Regions from separate parts of the Homo sapiens genome. Here region 2 is linked to region 1. Evidence: read pairs that join two places in POLR2A ChIA-PET (ENCODE). Cell type or tissue: HCT116. All regions are shown on one strand. Region 1 has its middle 52 kb from the start of LINC02513. Region 2 overlaps UGDH (UDP-glucose 6-dehydrogenase).

Region 1 (5,000 bases):
TTCTCTCATTATAATATTCTCTCTAATTTTGTGTATGTTTAAAATGTTCCATCATAAAAGGTTAAAGGTATGAAAGAATGTGGGCTTTGGAGTGAGGAAGACTGCTTGGATCTACTCTTATTGGCCCAATTAACCTCTAATTCAGCTCCCTCATGAAGGAAAAAAAAAATAGCATCTGCCTCATAGGATTGCTCTAGGTACAAGGAAAACACTTGTCACCATGCCTGGCATGTGATAAGTGACCAGTCAATGTTAGCTGTCATTATTAATAAAACAAGAGATTTGGTTTAGACTCATTATCTTCTGTAGTTCTTTTCAACTAAAAGGGTCTCTGATTTCCAACCTATTTCATCATGTCTTGCTTGGCCCTGTTTATTTTCTCTTCTACTCCACATTCATGTTTCTGGAAACTAACTTCCTCTAACGTTCACCTCCCTTTGCCCAAGGCACCTGGACTCTTCACCTGGGCGGGCAGGTGTCAGTTCCATAAGGCGTGTTGGACTGACTCCTGGATTGGCAGGTGCAGGTTTCTGATTTCTTCACCTGTTCACTCCCTAGCTGGCTCTTTTTCTTGTAGCTTCCTGTTACCTGAAAGGAGAGCTCAGAGCTTCAGGAGGAGGGTAGAAATTGGAGTGGAGAAGGGCACGCAGGATGCAATTACATCCTGACTCTTAGCATGCCTCCCCAGCTTCCCCACCCTGCAGCTCGGCAGTGGACAAGAGTCAGACTCCTGGGTGCCTGGCCCAACTGTTTCTCCCTGGCAGTGTGGAACTGGGCAAGGCACTTGATTTTGCTCCTTTGTAAAATGGGGACAATAATACCCATGTTTTTGTTAATACAAAGCTAAGAGTGTAAACTCCAGAGCCAGACTCCAGAGCCAGGTTAGAATTTTGGCTCCACCTTGTATTAATGGCGTGATTTTGGATTTCACTGTGGCACAGTTTCCTCATTGGAAAATGGGAATAGTAACAGGATCTACCACATAGGATTATGGGGAGGCTTAAATTGAACAGTGCCTGGCACAGGGAAGGTAATCAGCAAATGCTGGTGGTTGTTACTGTCTTCATCTTGCTATCCTGTTGCACAAAGCATGTTGGGAGCTCACTCCAGTGCCTGGCACCTCACTCAAGCCCTTCTTTCAGGCCCGTTTTATTTCCAGACCAGCCCAGGCATCCACCCACCAGCAGTTGGGGCCAGCAGGGTGTACAGTGAATGTGTCACAGACCAAGGTCATGCAAGGAGAAACACTGTCACACCCATCCCAGTTTCAGACATTTCCTTTGCCCCAAGGCACTTTGGACTGTAATCCTTCCAAAGATGAACCTGGGGTGGGGTAGGATGGGACAGGGAGGAGGGAAGGAAGGACAGCCACGCCCTATGGGCTGTCACGTCTTGTGTGAAGTAAGTGACTTCCCCCAGGAAGACCAGAGAGGGAGGTGAGGCTGGAAAAATAGAATGAATCACCCCACCCTGGCTACACCCAACTGCTCCTATGGGCACCTTGAGGCCACAAACTGTGGGTCAGGAAGGGGCCCCACCACCTGGTGCCTGGAGCTGTAAGTTACTCCCCTCTTTGGAGCGGTGGTTTAACTCCTTAAAGCTTCTGACTCTGACTCATTACTCAGCATTGGATGGAGCCCAAGACACGTGGAAAATAAGGATGGAACCCAAGAAAACAAGAAGGATGGGAAACAACAAGGGATTCAAATCACAAAGGCAACAGCCCTGTGAAAAATTTTTCTTGAGCTAAGCCTGGTGGAGGGGCTTGATGTAGGCTAGGGTTACCCAGTGTCCTCCCTCCGAATTACAGGGGTGGGGATGTTTGGTCCCTGGCTCTGTTAAGGCATCAAATCTACTTTATGACTTAAGAACCCACACTCATTAATATACGGTCCTCCTCACCCCCTGTCCCCGTGACCTCCCCAGAATATAGAATTGTGGGCAGGGAAAGTTGTAAGGACAATTGGGCCTTGTGCTCCCTCCTCTGGGTGTTGAGAAAGATCTGGAATGGAATTAGCTTTGTGGGGATTTCCAGGTGCCGAATCCCTGGAGCATGTTCGAACTGAGCTGGGCTGTTTTCACCTGCCTGATGGGCGGCAGGCCAAGCCACACCCAGTTGTGCCAAGTCATGGGTCCAAAGTGTTTGTCACAGCATCTCAGCAAAGATGTCAGGCTGGATTTAACAGAAACAAAGCTAAAATGATCAACACCACCAAAAGCCCAGCTATAGGGAGTGATCTATCTTTCGGCTTAGTATATATTTGAAAATGTAAGATAAAGAAAAATCTTACTTCAGAGTAAAAGGAGTATGTGATTTTGAAGATCTGGGCATTGGGGTCTCAGCTCCAATGGTCAGGGCTGTGCGTGAGGAGAGAGGCTGGTGAGGAGAGCTTTGTCTATAGCACAATAGTTGGGGGGATTTTTTTCCTGCCTTCGACTTAATAAAGACAAAGAAAGGATTTGTTGAAAATGACAGAGCCTACTCTCCATAATGAGAACCATATTATATTTAGTATAGAGAGAATATATGCAACACATTTTAAAGCAGAGGTTTTACACTGCCTCCCTCCTTCCACAATATACTCAAGGAATACAACACTTCCCCAGGCTCTCTGTGGTTTTTTTCTCAACGGTGGAATGGGGATGTGAGGCCAGCGCTTCGGGAGAGGATGACTGTGGGTCTGAAAAGGAATGATATGAGCTGGATTAGGTCTCCTTGCTTGTAATCCCAGCACTTTGGGAGGCCGAGGTGGGTGGACCATCTGAGGTCAGGAGTTCGAGTCCAGCCTGGCCAACATGGTGAAACCCCATCTCTACTAAAAATACAAAATTAGCTGGGCGTAGTAGCACATACCTGTAATCCCAGCTACTTGGGAGGCTGAGGCAGGAGAATCTCTTGAAACTGGGAGGCGGAGGTTGCAGTGAGCCGAGATTGCACCACTGCGCTCTAGCCTGGGCGACAAGAGTGAAACTCTATCAAAAAGAAAAAAAAAGAAAGAAAAGAAAAGAAAAGAAAGATATATTGGGATCCTAACCCCCAGCATCTCAGAATGTGACTTTATTTGCAGATAGGGTCTTTACAGAAGTATCGAGTTAAAATGAGATCCATAGGGTGGGCCCTAACCCAGTGTAACTGATGACCTTGTATAAATGGAGAATTTGGTCACAGACAGACACACACAGAGGAAAGACAACGTGAAGAGAAACAGGGAGAAGAGGGCCGTCTACAAGCCAAGGAGAGAGGCTGGAACAGACGTGCCCCTCACAGCTCTTGGAAGAAACCAACCATGCAGACACTTGAATCTCAGAGTTCTAGCCTCCATTACCATGAGACAATAAATGTCTGTTGTTTAAGCCACGCAGTTTGTGTTTAAAGGCAGCCCTGGCAAATGAATACCAGGGACAACAGTGATTCTGTAATGCACACTGTCCCCCAACCCCCCAGCCCTCTCCTTGGGACCTGCCATGTCAACAGCATGGAGACTGCAGGGCCCCAGGTCTGTCTCCAGTTCCTCCGCATGAGCCACTGTGGTAAACCCATAATCGGTGGGTGGGGAGACCATCTGTGCTGGTCTGATCTGTCTTTTCAAGTCCAGAGCAGCTTCTAGATAGCTTTTCCCTGTGAATCGACTGGCTGCCTCAGTCAGTGGTTGGCAGAAAATCCCAGGCTTCCCTTGGCTACAGCCATGTCTGGTTCTGGTTTCACGAGGGACCTAGGTTTACGGGGCAAACTGATCCAACTGGAGCCTTCATGGCTAGAACTCTTGTGTTCTCTGTCACAGTTGAGCTGTCTGGAGATCAATTCTACAATCCCTGCGGTTCCCAGGTAAGAGGGGGATGGTATAGCAAAGCCCACCACCACTTCCAGAAAACCAATTCAAAACGCACTAGATACACTCTCTTTATTGTAAGACTACAAAGAAATAAGAATAAGAATACACATTTTGTACTTTGTATTTTCATAAAGAAACATAGGTAGGGTTAAAAAAAAGTAATAAAAATGATTTACCAACAAGGGAGAAAAGGAAGAGGAAAGATTGGATTAACGGAAAGAAGTGGCAGCTAGTATACTTCTCAGGTATACTATATTTTAGAATTTTGACTTTTGAGTCATGTAAGTGAATGACCCACTCAAATAAAATTTTAACTTAAAAAGTGTACTATTCATGAAAAGGGGCCCAGAGTCCCATTTTTGCATTGGAAACACATCCTAGGCAATGTGTCCAAAGGTAGCTTGCTTTAAATGCCATATTACCCTATTTTAATAATGGTGATAGTCTATTTGTTTAGCATGAACGAGGGCCTGTAGAACCTGCTGGTCATAGTGCTATAATGGGCATTCAATGATGTAGCGTCATTCACAGGACCTTGATCTCTTAGTCTGGGCTTCCTAGGGAACCAGCTGAGTGGCCTTGGACTCAACCCTGTACCTTTCTGCTCCTCAATTCCTCATCTGTGACACAAGCTTAATTCACCTGTTCTGTGTGCTCATAGGCTGTTATCTGGCTCAACTGTGAAAACACTTTGAAATCACCATTATCATCATCCTCATGGTGGAGTTTTCAGTTGTGCATGTACAACTGGAAGCCATTGTGTCAGAAGCGTTTGAACCAGAGCAACTCCATCTTGAATAGGGGCTGGGTAAAATGAGGCTGAGACCTACTGGGCTGTGTTCCCAGGCAGTTAAGACATTCTAAGTCAATGGATAAGATAGGGTGTCAGCACAAGACACAGGTCATAAGGACCTTGCTGATAAAACAGGTTGCAGTAAATAAAGAAGCCAGCTAAAACCCACCAAAATCAAGATGGCAATGAGTGTAGGATCCTCACTGCTACAGTCCCACCAGCACCATGACAGTTTACAAATGCCATGGCAACATCAGGAAGTTACCCTATGTGCTCTAGAAAGGGGAGGCATAAATAATCCATCCCTTGTTTAGCATATCATCAAGAAATAACCATAAAAATGGGCAACCAGCAGCCCTTGGGGCTGCTCTGTC
Region 2 (5,000 bases), 1.2 Mb after region 1:
CTCAAGCGATCCGCCTGCCTTGGCCTCCCAAAGTGCTGGGATTACAAGCATGAGCCATCATGCCCAGCTCGTAAAGATCTTAAGTCATATAACACCCTCACTCAGCTTCCAACTGGTGATAGCTATATCATTACATACAGAATATTTGAGTAGATGGTTACTAGGACAGCAAGATGTAAGTTGCTTTGGTTCAAATAGTGGTTTACTAGAGTTTAATCTCAAGTGTTGGTTCTGTTTTTTTCATTATAAAGGTAGGACAGTTCAGCCACATTATGAGGTAAAGGTGTCTGTTGGTTAGCCTGATAATCTAACCAACATATGCCAAGTTACAAACAATTAATGTAAAATTCATTTAGAGAGGAGATGCCTGTAAGTTTGCAAACTGATTTTCTTCATCTCACCTCTGCCAACCACTGGAAACAAGAAATAATGAAATAAATATGAAATATACTATCATCACATGTGCTCTCATGTTACCAGCATTTCCTAGTTCTTTTTTTTTTTTTTTTTTTTTTTTGAGACAGAGTCTCACTCTATCACCAGGCTGGAGTGCAGTGGCGCGATCTCGGCTCACTGCAACCTCTGCCTCCTTGGTTCAAGCGATTCTCCTGCCTCAGCCTCTTGAGTAGCTGGGACTGCGGGTGCACACCACCACGCCCAGCTAATTTTTGTATTCTTAGTAGAGACGGGGTTTCACCATGTTGGCCAGGATGGTCTCAATCTCTTGACCTTGTGATCTGCCCACCTTGGCCTCCCACAATGCTGGGATTACAGGCGTGAGCCACCGCACCCGCCCATTTCCTAGTTCTAAATCTCAAATTAGAACTTTGAGTTTACTTGTTCAATGACTTGTAATGACATATTTGACTAGATGATTACGGGGTTTTGTGAACTGTCAGACAAAGTGACAACCAAAATTCACCGGACAACTCTATACTAAGCAATGTTGAGGCTTAATACCAATGGATTTACTATTAAAGTATGATGAAACTTTTATATAGACAAGAATACATTAAAATTCACACAACAAAGGAAAATACTTACAGAAATAAATACAAGATCAGCTTCTTTGATGGCATCATCAATATTGGTAGAAAAAAAAAGATTTTTTCCTCGACAGGATTCTACCACTTCTTTTAGTCCTGGCTAAAAAGAAAAAAGAAAAGGAATTGTACATATAGCTTGCCAGTGATATGAGATAACCTAATAGTATAGAATTACATTTGTTAAAGGGCATGGTAATATTGTAATTTAAAGGTCTAGGTTGTGCTCAAATTACCTTTGTAGACAAGTTAAGGATCATATACCAAAGGCCATAAGTGCACATCTCATTTTTTAAATAGGGACAGGGTCTCACTCTGTCACCCAGGCTGGAGTGCAGTGGTGCAATCTCAGCTCACTGCAGCCTCCGCCTCCTGGGCTCAAATGATCCTCCCATCTCAGCCTCCCAAGTAGCTAGGACCACAGGAGCCATGAGGCCTGGCTAATTTTTGTATCTTTTTTTGGCAGAGATGGGGTTTTGGGGTTTCACTGGGTTGTCCAGGCTGGTCTCACATTCCTGGGCTCAAACAATCCTCCCATCTCAGCTTCCCAAAGTGCTGGGATTATAGGAGTGAGCCACCATGCCCAGCCCATTTATTTTATTTTATTTTATTTTTTTTTGAGACAGAGCCTCTTTCTGTCACCCAGGCTGGAGTGCAGTGGTATGATCTCGGCTCACTGCGACTTCCGTCTCCTGGGTTCAAGCAGTTCTCCTGCCTCAGCCTCCCAAGTAGCTGGGATTACAGGCATGCACCACCACACTGGGCTAATTTTGTATTTTTAGTAGAGATGGGGTTTCACCATGTTGGCTAGGATGGTCTTGAACTCCTGACCTCAGGTAATCCACCTGCCTTGGCCTCCCAAAGTTCTGGGATTACACGCACAAGCCACCACACCTGGCCTATTTTATTTTTTCATACAGGGTTTCGCTCTGTTCCCCAGGCTGGAGTGCAGTTGCGTAACAGCTCACTACAACCTTGACCTCCCAGGCTCAGGCAATCCTCCCTGCTCCTCCTCCTAAAGTGCTGGGATTATAGGAGTAAGTTACCACGCCCTGCCTCATAAGTACACTTAAGTAAATAAAGTAAAATGGAAATTGCCATTAAACTTGCTACAATCAGAAGAGCAGCTCATTTAATGCTTTGTCATTGTTTACCATGTGACTAACTCATAAGAGTTAACCATTAACTATGAGTATCAACACAATTTTCAGAAAATTCAAGGTCTTCTGTGATTTCAAGCAAATATATGATTTTGCATTGTCATTATGAATGCACATTTTTACTCCCAATAATTCAGGCCATAGAACTGGCTGTGAAAGTCAATTTACTCCATATATGCTTAAATAAATATAAATTTTTCTATATGCTTAAATAAATATAAATTTTTCTAAGTCCTATTGCAAGGAACCCTTTTATTTAAAAAAAAAATCCCAGTTTAACAGGAGATATATTTATGTTAAGAATATGGAGGGGTATAAAACCACTTAACAAATATTCTTATAAAAAAAAAATCAAGCCTAAATCTGATTGGACCTGTACCTTTAGATCTAACTACCAATTTACATTAAATAAAGAATAAGTTGAAAAACTCCAAGGAACTGAACCAGCAAAATCTAGACTGAAAAATTTCTTTTTTTTGAGACAGTCTTGCTCTGTCACCCTGGCTGGAGTGCAGTGGCACCATCTCGTCTCACTGCAACATCCACCTACCAGGTTCAAGTGATTCTCGTGCCGCAAACTCCCAAGCAGCTGGGATTACAGGCGCACACCACCATACCTGGCTAATTTTTGTATTTTTGGTAGAGACGGGGTTTTTCCATGTTGGCCAGGCTGGTCTCGAACTCCTGGCCTTAAGCGATCCACCCGCCTCAGCCTCCGAAAGTGCTGGGATTACAGGCATGAGCCACTGTGCCTGGCCTAGACTGTGATAATTTCTAGCCAATAAACAAACTGGTTTCTTCAACCAATAGATACTGGTTGAAGCACAACTATTGTGGGCTACCAGCCTGGGCAACATGGCGAAACCCCATTTCTACTAAAAAAATTTTAAAAAATAGCTGGGCATGGTGGCGCTTGCCTGTAGTCCCAACTATTCAGGAGGCTGAGGTGGGAGGATCACCTGAGCCCAGGAGGCGGAGGTTGCAGTGAGCCAAGATCGGGCCACTGCACTCCAGCCTGGGCCACAGAGCAAGGCCCTGTCTCAAAGAAAAACAAAATTATCTTTTAGAGATACATGATAAAGTATTTATGGATGAAATTATAAATAATCAGCATGGTGGTAGTTGGGAAGGAGGACTGGCCACGTAGATAACTGTTGAAACAAGATGATGGGCACACGGAGATTCATTGTACTGTTATCTTTAATTACATGCTTGAAATCTTCCACAACAAAAAGCAAAAAGAAAACATACCTAAACCACTGAAGCTCACTCTTAGGGGAGAAACTTCAAACAATATCCATCCATAATATTATGGATGTTTAGAAAACTATGTCTATAGCAAAGTGAAAGCCCTTCAGGGGCCATAGGTCTGGCATTACATATAGAGGCAACTCCCTTTTCTCCAATGGTTCCGAGGTCTCTTAACATAAGTAATTGGAGGATGTGAAAAATGTACATATGAATTTCCATTAGTTTGATTAAAATAACAGGACAAGCAAGATATATGAACCACTACAACCATGAATATGATGTCACCAATCACAGTAATGGGTTTCCTTGGTTATTTTGGCTAGATTCTAGAAAATGAGGGAAAAGTTTTATAGAGTCAGGATTTGCAGAGAATAAAATTTAATTCAGTCCTGTGTATAATCTCCTAATATTTAAAGTTACTAAAATCAGAGCAATGCAGAATTCATATACATATAATAAAACCTCAAAATGAAGACTTACATAATTATATTAAAGCCAAAACTGATGCAGAAGCAGTTAATAATATAGGTTCTATCTGTTATTAGGTTCATTATGTAATTATCATAATTGGTATTTAGAATTTATATGGTACTTTTATTAGAAGAACTCAAATCCTTTCACAGGGTAAAATTATCCTCAGTAAAATAAAAATTTTACCCAGAAAAAAAGCAAAGCAAATTATCCATTTTTTTTTAAAGTAGTTACTACTAAATTTTTTTTTTTTTTTTTGAGACAGAGTCTCACTCTGTTGCTAGGCTGGAGTGCAGTGGCGCGATCTCGGCTCACTGCAACCTCCACCTCCTGGGTTCAAGCGATTCTCCTGCCTCAGCCTCCCAAGTAGCTGGGATTACAGGCGCGAGCCACTACACCCATCTAATTTTTTTTTGTATTTTTTTAAATACAGACGGGGTTTCACCATGTTGGCCAGGATGGTCTCGAACTTCTGACCTCAGGTGATCCACCCACCTTGGCCTCCCAAAGTGCTGGGATTACAGGTGTGAGCCACCACACCCGGCCTAAACTGTATTTTTTAAAGAACAAAGTTTAAAAAGCAATGTCTATTCAATAAACACGACAACACAAAAGGAAGTGTTTTAACTGTTAAATATTAATAGAATCTACTATTTTCTCAGTAATTCATGTAATGAGAGAAGAAAGAACATTAACAGTAAGTCAAAGCCCACTGTATGCCCTCTCCTAGTCACTACTATTCCCAAATTACCATCATGCTGAATTCTATAATCATAGATTAGTTTGCCTATTTTTGAAACTTACGCAAATGGAATTATACGGTATGTACTCCTTTGTGTCTGGCAACACTACTTTTGTAAGATTTTAACCATATTCTTAAGTGCAGGAGTAGTTTCATTGATTTTCAACACAGTACAGTATTTTGTTGCAGTATTATAAAATAATTCATGTAGCCATTCTTTTTGTTTGTTTGTTTGTTTTTTAAGACGGAGTCTCACTCTGTTACCAACGCTGGAGTGCAGTGGTGCAAACTCGGCTCACTGCAACCTCCCCCACCCAGGTTCAAGTGATTCTC

The links. Peaks named below come from ENCODE experiments on the same cell type or tissue, not always from the same donor. Only the 100,000 strongest peaks of a DNase experiment are listed, where the experiment ranks them.
Region 2: POLR2A ChIA-PET joins it to region 1 with 5 read pairs; 2 of 35 experiments call an interaction of 5 or more read pairs at or near these places.

Annotation. Positions count from the first base shown.
Region 1 is chr4:38,312,850-38,317,849 of GRCh38, forward strand. No RefSeq gene overlaps it. Among named protein-coding and RNA genes, the nearest start is that of LINC02513, 52 kb to the right of the region's middle. In HCT116, no CTCF peak of the experiment used is centred here; no DNase peak of the experiment used is centred here; H3K4me3 peaks cover 595 bases.
Region 2 is chr4:39,513,039-39,518,038 of GRCh38, forward strand. It overlaps UGDH (UDP-glucose 6-dehydrogenase), which reads right to left. Exons shown (of 12, transcript NM_003359.4): 3 at 1,045-1,146. Among named protein-coding and RNA genes, the nearest start is that of UGDH, 12 kb to the right of the region's middle. RefSeq lists enhancers at 1,971-2,265, 2,113-2,257, 2,152-2,296 and cis regulatory regions at 2,180-2,190, 2,218-2,231. In HCT116, no CTCF peak of the experiment used is centred here; a DNase peak (open chromatin) is centred at 2,103; H3K4me3 peaks cover 465 bases; H3K27ac peaks cover 1,959 bases.